Linked DNA regions of Homo sapiens: region 2 is linked to region 1. A link is a loop called in an ENCODE intact Hi-C map of the cell type or tissue named here. Cell type or tissue: heart right ventricle. All regions are shown on one strand. Links, peaks and the distances in the headings refer to the core of each region. The heading gives the core; the rest is flanking DNA. Region 1 overlaps XPO1 (exportin 1). Region 2 holds the start of LOC124907773 (a long non-coding RNA gene).

Region 1 (8,371 bases), core at 359-8,358:
CTAAAAATTCTTCATATGCCAAGATACCAAGAAAGATGTTTCTCCTAAGGCTAATTAATAACTGTCATTAAATTAAGTTTAGTTATATTATCATTGACTTCGTAGCTATCAGTTAACTTTTTTTTTTTTTTTTTGAGATGAAGTTTCACTCTTGTCACCCAGGTTGGAGTGCAATGACGTGATCTCGGCTCACCGCAACCTTTGCCTCGTGGGTTCAAGCAATTCTCTTGCCTCAGCCTCTCAAGTAGCTGCGAATACAGCTGTGCGCCACCACGCCTGGCTAATTTTTGTATTATTAGTAGAGACGGGGGTTTCACCATGTTGGCCGTGCTAGTCTCAAACTCCCGACATCAGGTGACCCACCCACCTTGGCCTCCCAAAGTGCTGGGATTACAGGCATGAGCAACTGCGCCCAGCCTAGGTAACTTTCATTAGTTTTTTAAAAATTGGCTAATATTTTTACAGTAAAAAAAAAAAACCTTTGTATTTTGGAGAAAATATTTAAGAGCTAAGAGACTAATTCTTATTCAACAATCATGGATAAACTATTCATCAACTACTTAGGGTTTCACAGTACTTCCAAATTTCTTTAAAGCAAGATGTTCAAAGAAAAACCCTTCCCAAAAGTATGAATAAAGCACTGTATAACAGCAGAAGAAAGACATTCTATCTAGTAACTTTCACAAGTTCCCTCAACTAACAAAATTGGTATAAAATTATAAAAAGAACTACCAACGTTTTTCTTACCCAATATTCCATTATACATTTAAGACTACCTAAAATGAATTACATTAGTAATAAGTTTATCCGAATAACATCTCAAACATATCTATCCTTATTGGACTTTAGTTTTTCACTGTATTACCAGTCTCAGGTTTTTTGATTACAGAGATTGTGTAAACGTATTATCTTGAAACCCCATTTATTTGGCATGACAAATCAAGTGATAAAAATTCTACAATGTAACATAAAAGTGGTCACATCTACCCCTAATATTTCTGCAAGAGCAAATAAATACATACCTTTATTTGAACTAGGAAATCTCTTAAATGTTCCTTGAAAGCAGGAATATCTTGATTTAAGCTGAAAAGCCCTGTCACAAAGAGCTTTACTTGAGCACTGCAAATCAAAACACAATGATTAAATAATGATTTATTTTTCCCCCGAGACAGAGTATTGCTCTGTCACCAGGCTGGAGTACAGTGGCATGATCTCTGCTCACTGTAATCTCTGCCTCCCGGGTTCAAGACATTCTCCTGCCTCAGCGTCCCAATAATGTTTTTTTTTTTTAATCAAGAATTTTTTTTTAATTTTTGAGACAAAGTTTTGCTCGTTTACCAGGTTGGAGTACAATCGCACAATCGCGGCTCACCGCAACCTCTGAAGCTATTCTCCTGCCTCAGCCTCCCAAGTAGCTGGGATTACAGGCATGCACCACCATGCCCGGCTAATTTGTATTTTTAGTAGAGACAGGGTTTCTCCATGTTGGTCAGGCAAATCTCAAACTCCTGACCTCAGGTAATCTGCCCGCCTAGGCCTCCCAAAGTGCTTGGATTACAGGCGTTTGCCACCGTGCCCAGCCTTTTTATTTTTTGAGACAGTCTTGCTCTGTCACCCACACTGGAGTGCAGTGGCACAATCTCGGCTCACTGCAACCTCTGCCTCCTGGGTTCAAGCAGTTCTCCCCCTCAGCCTCCCAAGTAGCTGGGATTTCAGGCACCCACCACCATGCCCAACTAATTTTTTGTATTTTTAGTAGAAACGGGGTTTCACCATCTTGGCCAGGCTGGTCTTGAACTCCTGACCTTGTGATTCACCCACCTCAGCCTCCCAAAGTGTTGGGATTACAGTCATGAGCCACCGTGCGTGGCCTTTTTTTTTTTTTTTTTTTTTTTGCTTTTTTAAAGAGGCAGGGTCTCACTCTATCACCCAGGCTGGTGTACAGTGGTGCGATCATAGCTCACTGCAGTCTTAAACTCCAGGATGCAAACAACCCTCTCGCCTCAGCCTCTCCAACAGCTGGTCCTACAGATGCATACCACTTCTGACTACTTTTTTTTTTGTAGAGACGGGATCTTGTTTTGTTGTCTAGGTTGGTCTCCAACTTTTGGGCCCAAGCAATCCTCCCACCTTAGGCTTCCCAAAGTGCTGGGATTACAGGTGTGAGCCACTGTGCCCGACCAGGAACATTCTACGTTTATTAAAAGGTATATTTACTCTTGTAGGTGAGGGAAGGCCGACTTAAGGAGATTAGCCACATATTCCTGAAGAAAGATTTGGTTGTTAACTGGATTTCCAGGATTTAATGATGTACTTATTTTTCCTTCTTCAACCAAATTAAACATATATGCAAGAATTGATGCATGCATTGTTAAACCTGTTGATAAGAAGAAAATTATTAACTCCAAAATGTAATATAACTATAGATCTTAGCGTTTTTTTTTGTTTTGTTTTTTTTTTTTAGACGGAGTCTCGCTCTGTCACCCAAGCTGGAATGCCGTGGCGCAATCTTAGTTCACTGCAACCTCTGCCTCCTCGGTCCAAGCCATTCTCCTGCCTCAGCCTCCCGAATAGGTGGGATTGCAATCACATGCCACCATGCCCAGTATTTTTATTGTATCTTTTATTTTTTTATGGTATTTTTAGTACAGACAGTTTCACCATGGTGGCCAGGCTGTTCTCGAACTCCTGACCTCATAATCTCCCCGCCTCGACCTCCCAAAGTGCTGGGATTATAGGCGTGAGGCCCTGTGCCCAGCTGGCACTTAACATTTAAATCGTATTAAATTCTTACCAGCAGTATGTGAAGTGTCTGTCACAACAGAAAAGATATGCTGGAGAATATCACAAAAATAAGTTTGATAAAAACTCTGAGCTGCAGCTTCTTCTTGTGCAACATTTTGTAAGAGTGTAAAAAGTATCTGTAAGCCTAAAAGACATAGAATACCAATGGAAAGTTACTACAGACTGACAGCACTCATGATAGTATTTAGCTCTTATCAAAGTATTCTGAATCTAACCCTGTTCTCCCTTTTTTTTGGGATGATGACTAATAATTACTTGCATAAGGTTTCTTAAATTAATAATGGAATACAACTATATCCAATGCTGGCTTACTTATAAATTATAATAAGTTGTGTGAGAGCTAAACTGTGAAGATGTAAAGGCATAAAGATCATATAATGGACTTTGGGGACTTGTGGGGAAGGGCAGGAGTGGGTGAGGGATAAGACTACACATAAGGTGGAGTTCATACACATGAGGGATAAGACTACACATAAAGTAGAGTTCATACTGCTCACATGACAGGTGCACCAAAATCTCAGAAATCACCACTGAAGAACTTATTCATGTAACCAAAAACCACCTGTTCCCCAAAAACTATTGAAATAAAAAAAGAACCTCATGAATATTTTTTAAAAGCCTATGGGAAAAAAATTACAATCTAAGTTATGACTATTACCACCCTTTCACCATTTCTGAAAGCTCAGCTGATTCTATATGAACTTCTACAACATCACTACCCAGTAGAACTTTGTATTACGCAAACCAATTATTACTAGGCCGCTCTCCCCATAACTCAATTCTGCCTATGGACTCACTTGGAGTGGAGTGGAACAGTTGATTAAACTGCTTATAGGATTTTCTCAGATGTTCATATATGTAATTCACACACTCAAAACTCTGAACAAGTAATACCTTCCTATGTACAATTAACTATATTTGTATTTTTGGATTGGCAGGCAAATGAATAAAAGAACATCTTTTATTTACCCGTATCTGCGACATTCCTCATAGTATGTTTGAAAGCCCAAATGATGGAATCCAAAACAAGTTTAAACTGTGTAGGTGGAATAGCAAGGAATGCTGGGAAACAATGAGAATTGACAGCCTGAAGTAGTAAGAAAAAGTTCGTTCTATGTTCAGGATATTCTTCAAAGTCCTAAAAATAAGTGGTGGAAACAAAATAATGTTTCAGTGTCTTTGTTGTGCTAGACAGGAGGGGAAAAGCAAGGCTTAATCCAGTATAAATATTTGGAGTTTTCAATAAACCACAGAAGATAGAATGCCTCCTGAAAGGTAAACCCAAGTAAAATACAATCCACCTCTCACGGAAAATGAAACTGTCCCGTTACGCACATGAGTTATCAAATTGAAGGAGAAAGACAACCTTTTTAATAGAGAACTCATCTAAACCATTATTACCATAAGACTACTACTATCACTTTTGTTTTTAATTTGAAATCACCACTACAGATTACAAAAAAATTTAAGTTACCGTGTAAATGTGTCCACTTAACGTATCTTTTATCTCTTTTTTCTTTTTAAACAGTCTCACTCTGTCACCCAGGCTGTAGTGCAGTGGCGCAATCTCAGCTGACTGCAACCTCCGCCTCCTGGGTTCAAGAGATTCTCCTGCCTCAGCCTCCCGAGTAGCTGGGACTACAGGCATGCGGCACCATGCCCAGCTAATTTTTTTTCTTTAGACAGAGTCTTGCTCTGTCACCCAGGCTGGAGTGCGTGGCGCGATCTTGGCTCACTGCAAGCTCCGCCTCCCGGGTTCATGCCATTCTCCTGCCTCAGCCTCTCCGAGTAGCTGGGACTACAGGCGCCCACCACCACACCCGGATAATTTTTTGTATTTTTAGTAGAGACAGGGTTTCACCATGGTCTCCATCTCCTGACCTCGTGATCTGCCCACCTCGGCCTCCCAAAGTGCTGGGATTACAAGCGTGAGCCACGGCACCCAGCCTAATCTTTGAGTAGAGATGGGGTTTCACCATGTTGGTCAGGCTGGTCTTGAAATCCTGACCTCAGGTGATCCACCGGCCTCGGCCTCTCAAAGTGTTGGGATTACAGGTGTTGAGCCACCACGCCTGGCCATTTTTGTATTTTTAATAGAGATGGGGTTTTGCCACGTTAGGCAGGCTGGTCTTGAACTCCCGACCTCAGGTCATCCGCCCGCCTTGGCCTTCTGAAGTGCTGGGATTACAGGTGTAAGCCACCATGGCCAGCCTATTTTCTCTTGTTAACACATTTTTCAGTTTCTTATAAGCATATACTACACTTTTATAATTGAAACATGCAGACTTACTTTCTCATTTATTCAAACCAATTAATACAACTACGTTCATAAAAGGATGCCCCGACCTATGAGGTTTCAATAAATGCTACATACCATGTGAATGCTAAAATCTGTTTTCCATATTTACTTTTTACCAATCAAGATTCTGTGTAGTAAATTCTTCTTCTTGGAGTGCAGTGGCGCAATCTCAGCTCACTGCCATCTTGAACTCCCAGGCTCAAGTGACCCCCCCCCCCACTTCAGCCTTTCGAGTAGTTGGGACTACCGGCACATGCCACCATGACTGGTTACTTTTTGAACTTTTTGTAGAGATGAAGTCTCACTATATTGCCCAGGTTGGTTTCAAACTCCTGGGAAGTAAGTTCTTGAAAACCAAGAAAGTATTTCCCTAATATACAAGTTTAAATATTTAAACTCCATGGCATTAAAATTATGTTATATCCACAGACATACTTTAGCTTTCAAGAATTAAGGCTATCCTGCAGAATTTCCCCCTTACATAACTGAAATATTACACACCTTATTTATCATATTCAATGTGCATTCAAAAACAGCATCAAATATTTGAGGTATTTCAGCTGTTATATGTCCCCCTAACTTGTTGACAATTATGGCCATAGTACTAAGCACTTCTGGTTCTCTAGCAGCTGGGACATTTCTCTGATAATCAATGAGAACTGCATCCAACAGAGGGGGAACAAAATTTTCAGCGACCTGTTGGGGAGGGAAAAAAAAGTTATGTTTTAATTTAGGTACATGGTGACTATTTTAAACAACAAGGTTATTCCTGTCTATGAGATGTAGCATGATCATCTACTGAAAACAGGAAAATCTTGTGTTTGTATTAGGGTTTCCTACGTCAAAACAGTTTTTAGCAAAAGAAAGCAGGAAATCACAATGGGTTGGGAAGTCTCATGGACACACTGTCATTCAAGACTTTTTTTTTTTGAGACAGTCTCACTGTCACTCAGACCAGAGTGCAGTGGCAAATCTCTGCTCACTGCAACCTCCACCTCCCAGGTTCAAGCAATTCTTGTGCCTCAGTCTCCTGAGTAGCTGGGACTATAGGTATAGCACCATGCCCAGCTACAAAACTCTCACAATAAGAAAAGTGAGGCTCAAAATTCAGTGGGTGTCTCCAACTTAGGTGGCAGAATCAGGATTCTACGTATACTGTATATGTAAGATGGCAGCAAGCGAGCCCTCAATACTGTCTTTTTATTTTTGAGACGGAGTCTTGCTCTGTCGCCCAGGCTGGAGTGCAGTGGTGCCATCTTGGCTCACTGCAAGCTCCGCCTCCAGGTTCACGCCATTCTCCTGCCTCAGCCTATCGAGTAGCTGGGAGTACAGGCACCTGCCACCACGCCCAGCTAATTTTTTATATTTTTAGTAGAGACGGGGTGTTTCACCGTGTTAGCCAGGATGGTCTTGATTTCCTGACCTCGTGATCCACCCAACTCAGACTAATGTTTTAATCTAATGAATGCTAACTGGTGAGTATTTTCACAAGCAGAAATAACATCAATCAATTACTCTCAGAAAATAAGAAAGACTATGGATTTCTATTATTTTTTTGAAACTGAATCTTGCCATGTTGCCTAAACTGGACTTGAGCTGGGGTGATTCGCCTGCCTTACCCTCCCTGGTGGTTGGGATTACAGGTGCATGCTACAATGCCCAGTAAGATTTTCATGATTCTAAGTAAACTGAGTTATACTTAAAGAGTAACTTCTTGTTCTTTTTTTTTTTTTGAGACGAAGTTTCCCACTTGTGGCCCAGACTGGGGTGCAATGGCGCAATCTTGGCTCACTGTCACCTCCACCTCTGGGGTTCAAGTGATTCTCCTGCCTCAGCCTCCTGACTTCAAGTGATCCACCCGCCTCGGCCTCCCAAAGTGCTGGGATTACAGGCATGAGCCACCGTGAAAAGCCAAGACAAGGAAAATAAACACAATGTTTCATGTGAACAAATATCCCAAACTTTAACATTAATGTTACAAAAGATGATACCCTTTGTATTATTCCCACTGTGCTCCCGACACGTGCTCAAGCTTCTTGTAAATTACAAACATCACAATTCCTTCAATACATCTTACTTTCTGCTTTCAAATTTTAAATACAGTTCTGTTCACATAATACGCATGTTCAGAACCTTTCGATATTTAGGTTAGCCAACTTAAGTATTCCACAAGAATTATATTCAGAACAAGTTTACTGAAAAGTATTTCCTTAACAAGAAACAATACTGAAATTTCAAAACTATGAAAATAACTAGCACACTTGTAAAAAAAAAAACCAAAAAACAAAAAACCAACACTATTCCAAGTAATAGTAGTATTAGAATTTTTTGGACTCTCCCAAGGCTCAATTGAATAACAAGAATGAAACGATACAGTTAAAACCTAAAACTAATTCACAATTTTACAAGTTGAGGCATACGCAGCTGGTTTTTATTACTGAAAATGATTTCCTTTTCTGCAAATCATTTAGGAAAAAGGGTGTAAAAAAGACTTTCAGGCCTTTAATCTGGGAAGCAATCACTTTGCTAAAGAGGTAAAGTAATGACAACTTTGTAGCTCTAGCAATTGTTCTAAAAATCAAGAGGAATGCAAAAACTGCACCGGTACTCCATTAATTAAATCCTCCTAACCTATCTATGGAAACATAAAATGACCCAATTTTCTTAGCTATCTTGTTACATATCACCACCCTTCGCTACTGATTAACAGCAGTTTCTTTTGAAGATGGAATACAGCTATTAGTATATTAACGTAAGGACTACAATAAATAAAATGCCATAAAATAACCACAAAGTTGATATGCTTTAAATTAGCAAAATGCACATAATAGAGTATAGCATATTCCATAAAACACAGCATCAACACTAGAAATCAAAAGCAAAGCATCTCTCACTTACCATCTGTGGATCATTGGATCGGCTCACCCAACCAGATATTAACTTTAAAGTTTCCCTTTTTACAGTTCGCATACTTCTAATCAATGGTTGCTTTGTAACCATTTCACCTACAAAACAGAATCAAATGGAATCTAATTTTACCACTAAACTTATACAGTGGTACTCAGGTGTACATTAGATGCAATTCCATTTTACCATTAAAAAGTTTAAAGCCAAAAGTTCACAAAATTTATTGGGAAAATAAGCTTTAAGACTAATTTTAAAAGGGAAAGGTACACTTAACTGTTTTAAATATGTCTAGGGTCATTTGGGAAATGGGAGGTCTGATTTAAATCTGTAAAAAACATCAAATGTTTGACTTAAGGCAGT
Region 2 (8,371 bases), core at 120-8,119, 390 kb after region 1:
CTACGGGAAGGAAAAAAAAAATGGCTGGCTCAATAATCAGGGGCCTCCTCATTCTATTAATAGTTTTTTTTTTTTTTTTTTGAGACGGAGTCTCGCCCTGTCGCCCAGGCTGGAGTGCAATGGTGTGATGTTGGCTCACTGCAACCTCTGCCTCCCCAGTTCAAGCGATTCTCCTCCCTCAGCCTCCCGTGTAGCTGGGATTACAGATATCCGCCACTTCGCCTGGCTAATTTTTTTTTTTGCATTTTTAGTAGAGACGGAATTTTGCCATGTTGGCCAGGCTAGTCTCAAACTCTTGCCCTCAGGTGATCTGCCCACCTCGGCCTCCCAAACAGCTGGGATTACAGGCGTGAGCCACCACGTCAGGCCTATTAATAATAGCTTTTATCTGATCTTTCCAACCTTAAAGCCCACTATACCACTAATATATAATCCCAGCTCTACACAGGTGAAGAACTGCTTGGTCCTTCTCACCTGTAAAACCACTGCTTACCCATCTGGAATTTCCTCATCCCCTACCAACCAAAAGTGCATCTTCATAAAGCCTTCCCTAAACAGATAGTTCCATCATTTGGCGTTCTGTACCATACAGACAATATAAAGTTGGACTGTCAGTTCTTTCCCATCATGTGTTTAATTTGTCTCCTCAACAAAACATTAATAAAAAGTGATATTATTACCATATGATTACCTTACACAACTACATTAGCTCATGCTAACTAGGGCAATGATTTTTTATACAGTCTTTAGTATATGCCAAGCATCTATCTAAGAGCTTGTTAACTAGAAATGCATTTAATTCTCACAACAGGCCTATGAGGGAACTATTAATCATCCCTGTTTTTACACCTGAGGAAACTGAGGAACAGACTAAGTAACTTGCTAAAAGCTAGTCAGTAAGTGGCAGATTTAATGAACAAATAATACTTCCCCCTAAGGTGTCACCATCTTCCTTCTCACTCAATGGCATAGATTAATTAACATGCAGCAGGCCTCATATTTAAATCCAAGATTATGCTTTTCATTACAGAGCTTTCCATTCAACAGATGACTACAAAGCTTTTAATATTTTAAATTAATCAATATTTTCTACATTAGAGATTAAATGATTACCTTTCGGACATTAATGCCTGCAGTTTTTTCTCCCTGGGCATGCCGGTTTCTTAGTTCTGTTACTGTAGAAATGGGATTCAGGCCGGCATTTTCAGCTAGTGTAGATGGAATGACCTCCATAGCATCTGCAAAAGCACGAACGCAGTAGGATTCCATACCACTCAGTGTTCGTGAATATTCAGTTAATCGTAGGGCCAACTCTATTTCTGGAGCACCACCTCCTGCAATAAGAGCCCTGAAATTCACAAATATATTTTTAGCTTATTTTATCCAAAAGAAAATTATTTTTAATAATTTGCTATTTATATCTTTAAAAAATAGAATATAATAGTTTTAATGTTCAAAATGTTACTTAATAATGTAACACTGACATTACCTCTTCTTCACTAAACAACGAATAACACATAGGGCATCATGAATGGAGCGCTCAGCTTCTTCAATCACCAGTTTGTTAGAACCACGAACAACAATTGTAACTGTTTTTCCAGGGCTGGCACAGCCTGTAATCTTCAGTAAACAAATTCCAAATTAAGTATTTGAAGGGTCAAAAAAACCCCACACCCAGGCCGGGCACGGCGGCTCACGCCTGTAAACCCAACACTTTGGGAGGATGAGGCGGGTGGCTAACGAGGTGAGGAGATCGAGACCATCCTGACTAACACAGTGAAACCCCGTCTCTACTAAAAATACAAAAAATTAGCAGGGCGTGGTGGCAGGCGCCTGTAGTCCCAGCTTCCCGGGAGGCTGAGGCAGGAGAATGGCATGAACCCGGGAGGCGGAGCTTGTAGTGAGCCAAGATCATGCCACTGCACTCCAACCTGGGCGACAGAGTGAGACTCCGTCTCAAAAAAAGAAAAAAAACAACCTAAAACCCCATACCCAAACCTAAGCAAATAAAAATTTAAGTGTAATACTGTTACCTTGAGCAGTTTGCCAGAACCATTTAAATTGACCTCCTCAGCTAACTCAGCAGAACCCAGCATGTCAGCAGTAAATTGGTCAATATGAGCAACTGGCTTGGTTCCAATTGTCTGGAAAAAACAGTCAAATCCACAAATTAAGACATTTATCTAATTATCAGACATTTTCCACAAATACAGATGTTAATGTTTTACCTTACAAATGAATTCAATGTCTTCTCTTTCAATATCCTTAATCACCATGATCTTCATTTTATTCAGAAAGTGTAATGCAAGATCACTAAGAGCATCTCTAAAATACAAAATCAGTGATTATGTCAATGCTAGATTAAAAAAATTTTGCTCTTCAAATGCCTTTAAGGTTTTAATTACTGTTTCTTAAATGGCCAATCATTATTTCTGAAGAAAAATGCTTTAGTTTACTAAGTTCGTAAGGTCAAAATTAAGATTTCCAATTCTATTGGAAATTTTAGTACAATTCCAGTATTAAAATGTACTCTGTCCCCAATGACACTATAAAACACACGAAATAACTAGGTCATTATTTTTTCCCCATTTATTTATTTATTTTTATTTTTTTGAGATGGAATTTCGCTCTTGTTGCCCAGGCTTGGAGTGCAATGGCACGATCTTGGCTCACTGCAACCTCAACCTCCTGGGTTCAAGCGATTCTCCTGCCTCAGCCTCCCAAGTGGCTGAGACTACACGCTCCCGCCACCACACCTGGCTAATTTTTGTATTTTTAGTAGAGACGGGGTTTCACCATGTTGGCCACGCTGGTCTCGAACTCCTGACTTCAGGTGATCCACCCGCCTTGGCTTCCTAAAGTGCTGGGATTACAGGCATGAGCCACTGCACCCGGCTCATTTATTTATTTTTAATAGAGACAGGGTCTCCCTATGTTGCCCAGGCCGGTCTTGAACTCAGGGCTCAAGTGATCCTCCCACCTCGGCCCCACAAAGTGCTGGGATTACAGGCATGAGCCACTGTGCCTGACCTCATTTTTCTTAACAAATGAGCACATCTTGGGAAGTGAAACCTTATTAATACTTCATGAATTTAGAAGTATTAATTCAGACTCCACAAATTTACACTTCCCCATGAACTGTGAATAACAACTCTGTGATACTAGAAAGGTAGATATTACTACTATCCCTATTATACGGATAAGCAAACTGAGTTTGGGGGGCAATTTACTCAAGGTCAGTAGCTATTATATGATTGGGATTAGAACCAAGTCTTCTGAGTCTTCAAAGACTATATAAAATGAACATCCACAGTACATTCTGGCACATTAATGGAGTAAATGGGAATGCGTCTATTAGGAAAAAATACTGGCCAGGCACGGTGGCTCACATCTGTAATCCCAGCACTTTGGGAGGCCAAGGGGGGGCAGACCACGAGGTCAGGAGTGCAAGACCAGCCTGACCAACATGATAAAACCTCATTTCTACAAAAATTAGCCAGGCGTGGTGGCACGTGACTGTAATCCCAACTATTTCAGGAGGCTGAGGAAGGAAAACTGCTTGAACCTGGGAGGCAGAGGTTGCAGTGAGCTGAGACTGCGCCATTGTACTCTAGCGTGGGTGACAGAGTGAGACTGTGTCTCCAAAAAAAAAAAAAGAAGGAAAAAAGTGATCTGTCAAACTTCAGAGAATTCTTTTCATCTATGGACTATGCAGAGCATTCCCCCAAAAAGTACCTCTAAATGACAAGGCAAGCAATTGCATAGACCTTTAAATAAATTCCACTTTTAACTAGGTAATTAATTCTGCAACATGGCTTTTAAAAGAACAAGGCTTGATGTTTAGGACCTTGGTCTAGGTAAGATTATATATCCTACATTTAAAAGGGAAGATAGGGCCGGGCGTGGTGGCTCATGCCTGTAACCCCAGCACTTTGGGAGGCCAAGGCTGGCGGATCACCTGAGGTTGGGAGTTCAGGACCAGCCTGACTAACAGAGAAACCCCGTCTCTACTAAAAACACAAAATTAGCTGGGTGTGGTGGCACATGCCTGTAATCCCAACTACTCGGGAGGCTGAGGCAGGAGACTTGCGTGAACCCAGGAGGCGGGGGTTGTGGTGAACCGAGATCGCACCATTGATTCCAGCCTGGGCAACAAGAGCGAAACTCCATTTCAAAAAAAAAAGGAAGATTACGCACTTTTTATCAAAACATAATAATGCTTTTCCAGCTTGTAACTGCAAGGAAAAATAATGATACTGCTAAAAAAAAAAATGCAGATTTCTGGTGGTTTACCCAACTCAAATGTTTCTATAAAAATTGCTCTTAGAGGCTGGGTGCGGTGGCTCATGCCTGTAATCCCAGCACTTTGGGAGGCTGAGGCGGGTGGATCATGAGGTCAGGAGATCGAGACCATCCTGGCTAACATGGTAAAACCCCATCTCTACTCAAAAAATACAAAAAATTAGCCAGGTGTGGTGGCACGTGCCTGCAGTCCCAGCTACTCGGGAGGCTGAGGCAGTAGAATCACTTGTTGAACCCAGGAGGCGGAGGTTGCAGTGAGCCGAGATTGCACCACTGCACTCCAGCCTGGATGACAGAGTGAGACTCTGTCTCAAAAAAAAAAAAAAAAAAATTAAAAAAAATTGCTATTAGAAGTGTGGTTTAGACTCTAAAAACTGCATGCTTTCTTGGCCCTGTTCCTTAAGGGCTCCACCCTGAAGCCAATAATCGAAGAAATAAGTTTTTTAAAAGGCCAAAACACAACATTCTGGCAGTTAGTTGGCTATTTTAAAAAACCTACTTTTTTTTGTAAAAGAAAATTACACCTTTATTGTTTTGAATTTACAAGTCATATATTTGTTTAAAATGCTTTTCCTAGACATCTTAACTGAACTTATACCATTTTTTCCCTTGGTCTGAGCAAATGATGGTACAATATTGAGGCCTAACATTTTACCTGTGCTTTTAAAATAAAAATTCTCCATTTCGTTTCACCTAAGAGTTGTCTGTTAAGAAATACGAACTTAGAGTAAGTGCTTAAATCATATATTTTATCAGAAAAAATAAACTGCTAGTGGAGATCCAAAATTATCATTAAGGGATGAACAAAATAAATAGCCCCACACCTTAGAATAGATTTCTGTATGAGAAGGACATTACATCCTGTTTTTTTAATTTGCTTCACTAAATTTAAAATATAGGCTCTCTCTTCTCGCAGCACTCGGTCCATCTGGGCATAGTCAGAAACCACTATTTGATTATCCATCTGTTCAGAAAAAGAACATCATAATTTGCATTGTAAGATATTTTAAGTTTAAAAGTAGAATTTTAAGCGAAAATACTATGTGTTGTATAAATTCAACCAAAACTATATCAAGTAATAAATTATATAGACATGCATAGAAAAGAGTCTGGATTAAGATACACATCCCAAACTTGAGTCTTTTATTTTCAACTAAGTACACTGGTATCTTACATTTTGCAAGTAAATTTTTTATAACCAAAAAATATAAAATGGTTACCCTAGTTGTTTTCAAAAGATAGGGTCCCTCTCTAATCTGTGTGAATTTGTAAATTAACAGCAACAGTGAAAAGATGGGGTCCCACTATGTTGCCCAGGCTGGAGTGGAGTGCAGGGACTATTCACAGGTCATGGAATAGCACCCTGCAACCTCAAACTCCTAGGTTCAAGCAATTTTTCTGCTTCAATTTCCCAAGGAGCTGGGACTACAGGCATCGTTGCAAATGGCTAGCTCTCAATTTCAATATCCCAACTGAGGATACAGACTTGTCACTTGTGGCACCAACAATTACTATTTTTGTCTCAATTCTAGTAAGTCTTTTGAGATCTGCTTTAAATCACTAGTAGTATTTTCTATTTTTAATAAAGAAATGCCTGAGTTATTAAAAAGTTAAACACAGAGAACCAATTTCATTTGGATTCTACTTACGTCTGTTTTGGGAGCAGATAAGCAAAACTGAATAAGCCCAATCTTGGCCTTTTCAACTCTGGTTATGCCAGAATTTGACACTTTTTGGGTGAGAACCAGCCCTTCCACCAACTCACAGTCATCAATTGTCCCACTAAGGATAAAAGAAAACAAAGAGGGGTAGTTAAGAGGGAGTGGACATCTGTACGTTTAATAGATGAACAGATTAAAAGTCATCAGTCCAATAAAATATGATTCAGCCTCACATTTATTATTGCCCCACTCCTGGATCTCTTTGATCCACTGCTGCCTTACTATCATAAGGTAACATAAACAAAATCTCCAGATGCCCATACTAATACAAATTCTCACGAAAACAAAACCAAAAAGAGAAAAGAGAGCTTTGTGACTTTCATCTAGGTGTTTTTATTTATTTTTGGCAATCTGATGCTCATTTTCAAATTTTTATTCAAGTTGTAATTAGAGATGCTTACCCAAGCTTCTTAACTATTTTAATATCTCTAAGATCTACACTGGTGGCTGTGGCTGGGTCAATCACTTTCATCACTGCATTTACACTCATTGGAGAAAGCAGACTTGAATACTGAGAAACCACCTAGAATTATTAAAAAAAAAAAAAAGTTACCTTCACAGTAGAAAAAAGTCCTAATTTTTCAATGACAAAGATACTTAAGAAAGACTCTTATAATTTTTGCAGTGGGGTGTGGGTATGAAGAGGGAAACACTCATGAGAAGACAGTCCATAAAGTGTCTTTTCCATTCAGGTTGTCACCAGGGGCACAAAATAAAAACATGTATGCTTGCTTTTTTCTTTTATTAATATAATAGCCGGGACTGTAGAATATCAAAGTTTTACAGGAAATCCAAAAAGCATAAATTTAATTTTACGTGAGTATTTTCTATCTAAAATGAATGTGTGATGAGGCATCAATGTTATGTATGTACATTCCTGATGAGGGGTTGATAAAAATTGCTAACATTTATCAATCACTTAACATATGCCAGGCAGTGGTCTTAGAACTTTACATATTAACTCATTCAATCTTCAGATGGAGAAACTGAAGCCAAGAGGTTAAGTCATTTGGCCAAACAGCGTAGTTAAGTGGTGAAGTCAGTACTGAACAAACACAAGCAGTCTAGACTCAATGCCTAGTGCTTGTAACCATTACGCTATACTATCTGTATTAGTTCTAAGGACATCCAACAGTATCACTTAGTGTCCCTAACACTACCTAACATTCAAACAAAATGAATGTATGGACTTAATACTGATTTTTAAAAGGAAAAAGGATTAGGGGAAGGAAGGGATAAACACAGGATATTACAGAAAACAAGTGACATGAGTTCCAAAGAAATTTAAAAGCACAACACCGCTTTAAGTTTGGTAAATAAGAAAAGCAGCATAAGTATTAGTTAAGGGATGGACCACGATGGGCAGCCTGTCCTGGGTTCAAATCTCAGCTGTTTCTGTTAGCGGTCCTTGGATAAGTTACTCCTCTAGATCTACTCTTTTCATCTATAAAATGGGGATATGACTATCTGAGGGCCTTGAAGAGGACAATAAATGTAAAAAACTTATCACAATGCCCACCATATTAAATATTCAATAAAAATTAGCTATACTGCCAGTAATCTATGGCAGTCTTTCTGATTTGGTGGAGGAAAAGGTTTCTTATAGGCAAATTAAAATATCTAGCTTTATCAAAACACTGTTACAATGCATTAAACAGAAAAGTGGAAATGGATATAGTATATATTAAATATCCTAACTCCTTTGTTAGCCTTATGGCTCATTTCCTCTCTTAATCTTAAACCAATTCAATTATACAGATTATAACAGTTACCTAGCCACTCTTGAGATTTAGTATTTATGTACCGTATAGCATCAAGAATCATAGAGTAACACACTTTTAACTAATTTGACAAGTATCCGTTAGTGTTTGTCTCACCTTTGAGTTCAGTGAAGTGGTTGCACTATTTAACAAAGTTTCTCTGTCACTCAGTTCCACAGGTCGAGACATGTCAGTCAAGATTTCAATGCCCTTTTCCAGGGCCTTCTGGAATGACTCAGAAATGATGGTTGGATGAATCCCTGTAATTTGTGAAAGTCTAGTTATTTAATTGTAACAGGTAAACTACACATTTGACATGGCTTAAAAATTTTCTACTCAATGTCAAAGCAAGCACAAATTTAACTATTCTTAATTACAAACTTATGCTTCAGTTGTAATATAGTGGCTTGAATAACCTGCTAACTATGGCTAATAATTTACTTCCATCCAACTTAAAACAGATTACACACTTATTAATGGTCTTGACTAAAACCAAATTTTATACTTTTTTTTTTTTTTTTTTTTTCTGAGACAGGGTCTTACTCTGTCACCCAGGCTAGAGTGCAGCGCCCTGATCTCAGCTCACTA

What was found. A loop is a pair of places that touch in the nucleus more often than their neighbours do. Peaks named below come from ENCODE experiments on the same cell type or tissue, not always from the same donor. Only the 100,000 strongest peaks of a DNase experiment are listed, where the experiment ranks them.
Region 2: a loop joins it to region 1, with 3 times the contacts of the local background. A loop is called at or near these places in 17 of 110 quality-filtered maps.

Annotation. Positions count from the first base shown.
Region 1 is chr2:61,480,163-61,488,533 of GRCh38, forward strand. It overlaps XPO1 (exportin 1), which reads right to left. Exons shown (of 25, transcript NM_003400.4): 19 at 8,003-8,109; 20 at 5,606-5,800; 21 at 3,775-3,943; 22 at 2,795-2,929; 23 at 2,218-2,377; 24 at 1,023-1,119. It overlaps USP34-DT (USP34 divergent transcript), which reads left to right. Exons shown (of 3, transcript NR_185882.1): 2 at 163-421; 3 at 2,465-3,779. Among named protein-coding and RNA genes, the nearest start is that of USP34-DT, 13 kb to the left of the region's middle. In heart right ventricle, for the core only: no CTCF peak of the experiment used is centred there; no DNase peak of the experiment used is centred there.
Region 2 is chr2:61,870,969-61,879,339 of GRCh38, forward strand. CCT4 (chaperonin containing TCP1 subunit 4) reads right to left here. Exons shown (of 14, transcript NM_006430.4): 5 at 7,901-8,043; 6 at 6,425-6,546; 7 at 5,952-6,084; 8 at 5,127-5,266; 9 at 2,229-2,325; 10 at 2,034-2,144; 11 at 1,490-1,620; 12 at 1,114-1,348. LOC124907773 (a long non-coding RNA gene) reads left to right here and starts at 7,999. Exons shown (of 2, transcript XR_007086334.1): 1 at 7,999-8,081. In heart right ventricle, for the core only: no CTCF peak of the experiment used is centred there; no DNase peak of the experiment used is centred there.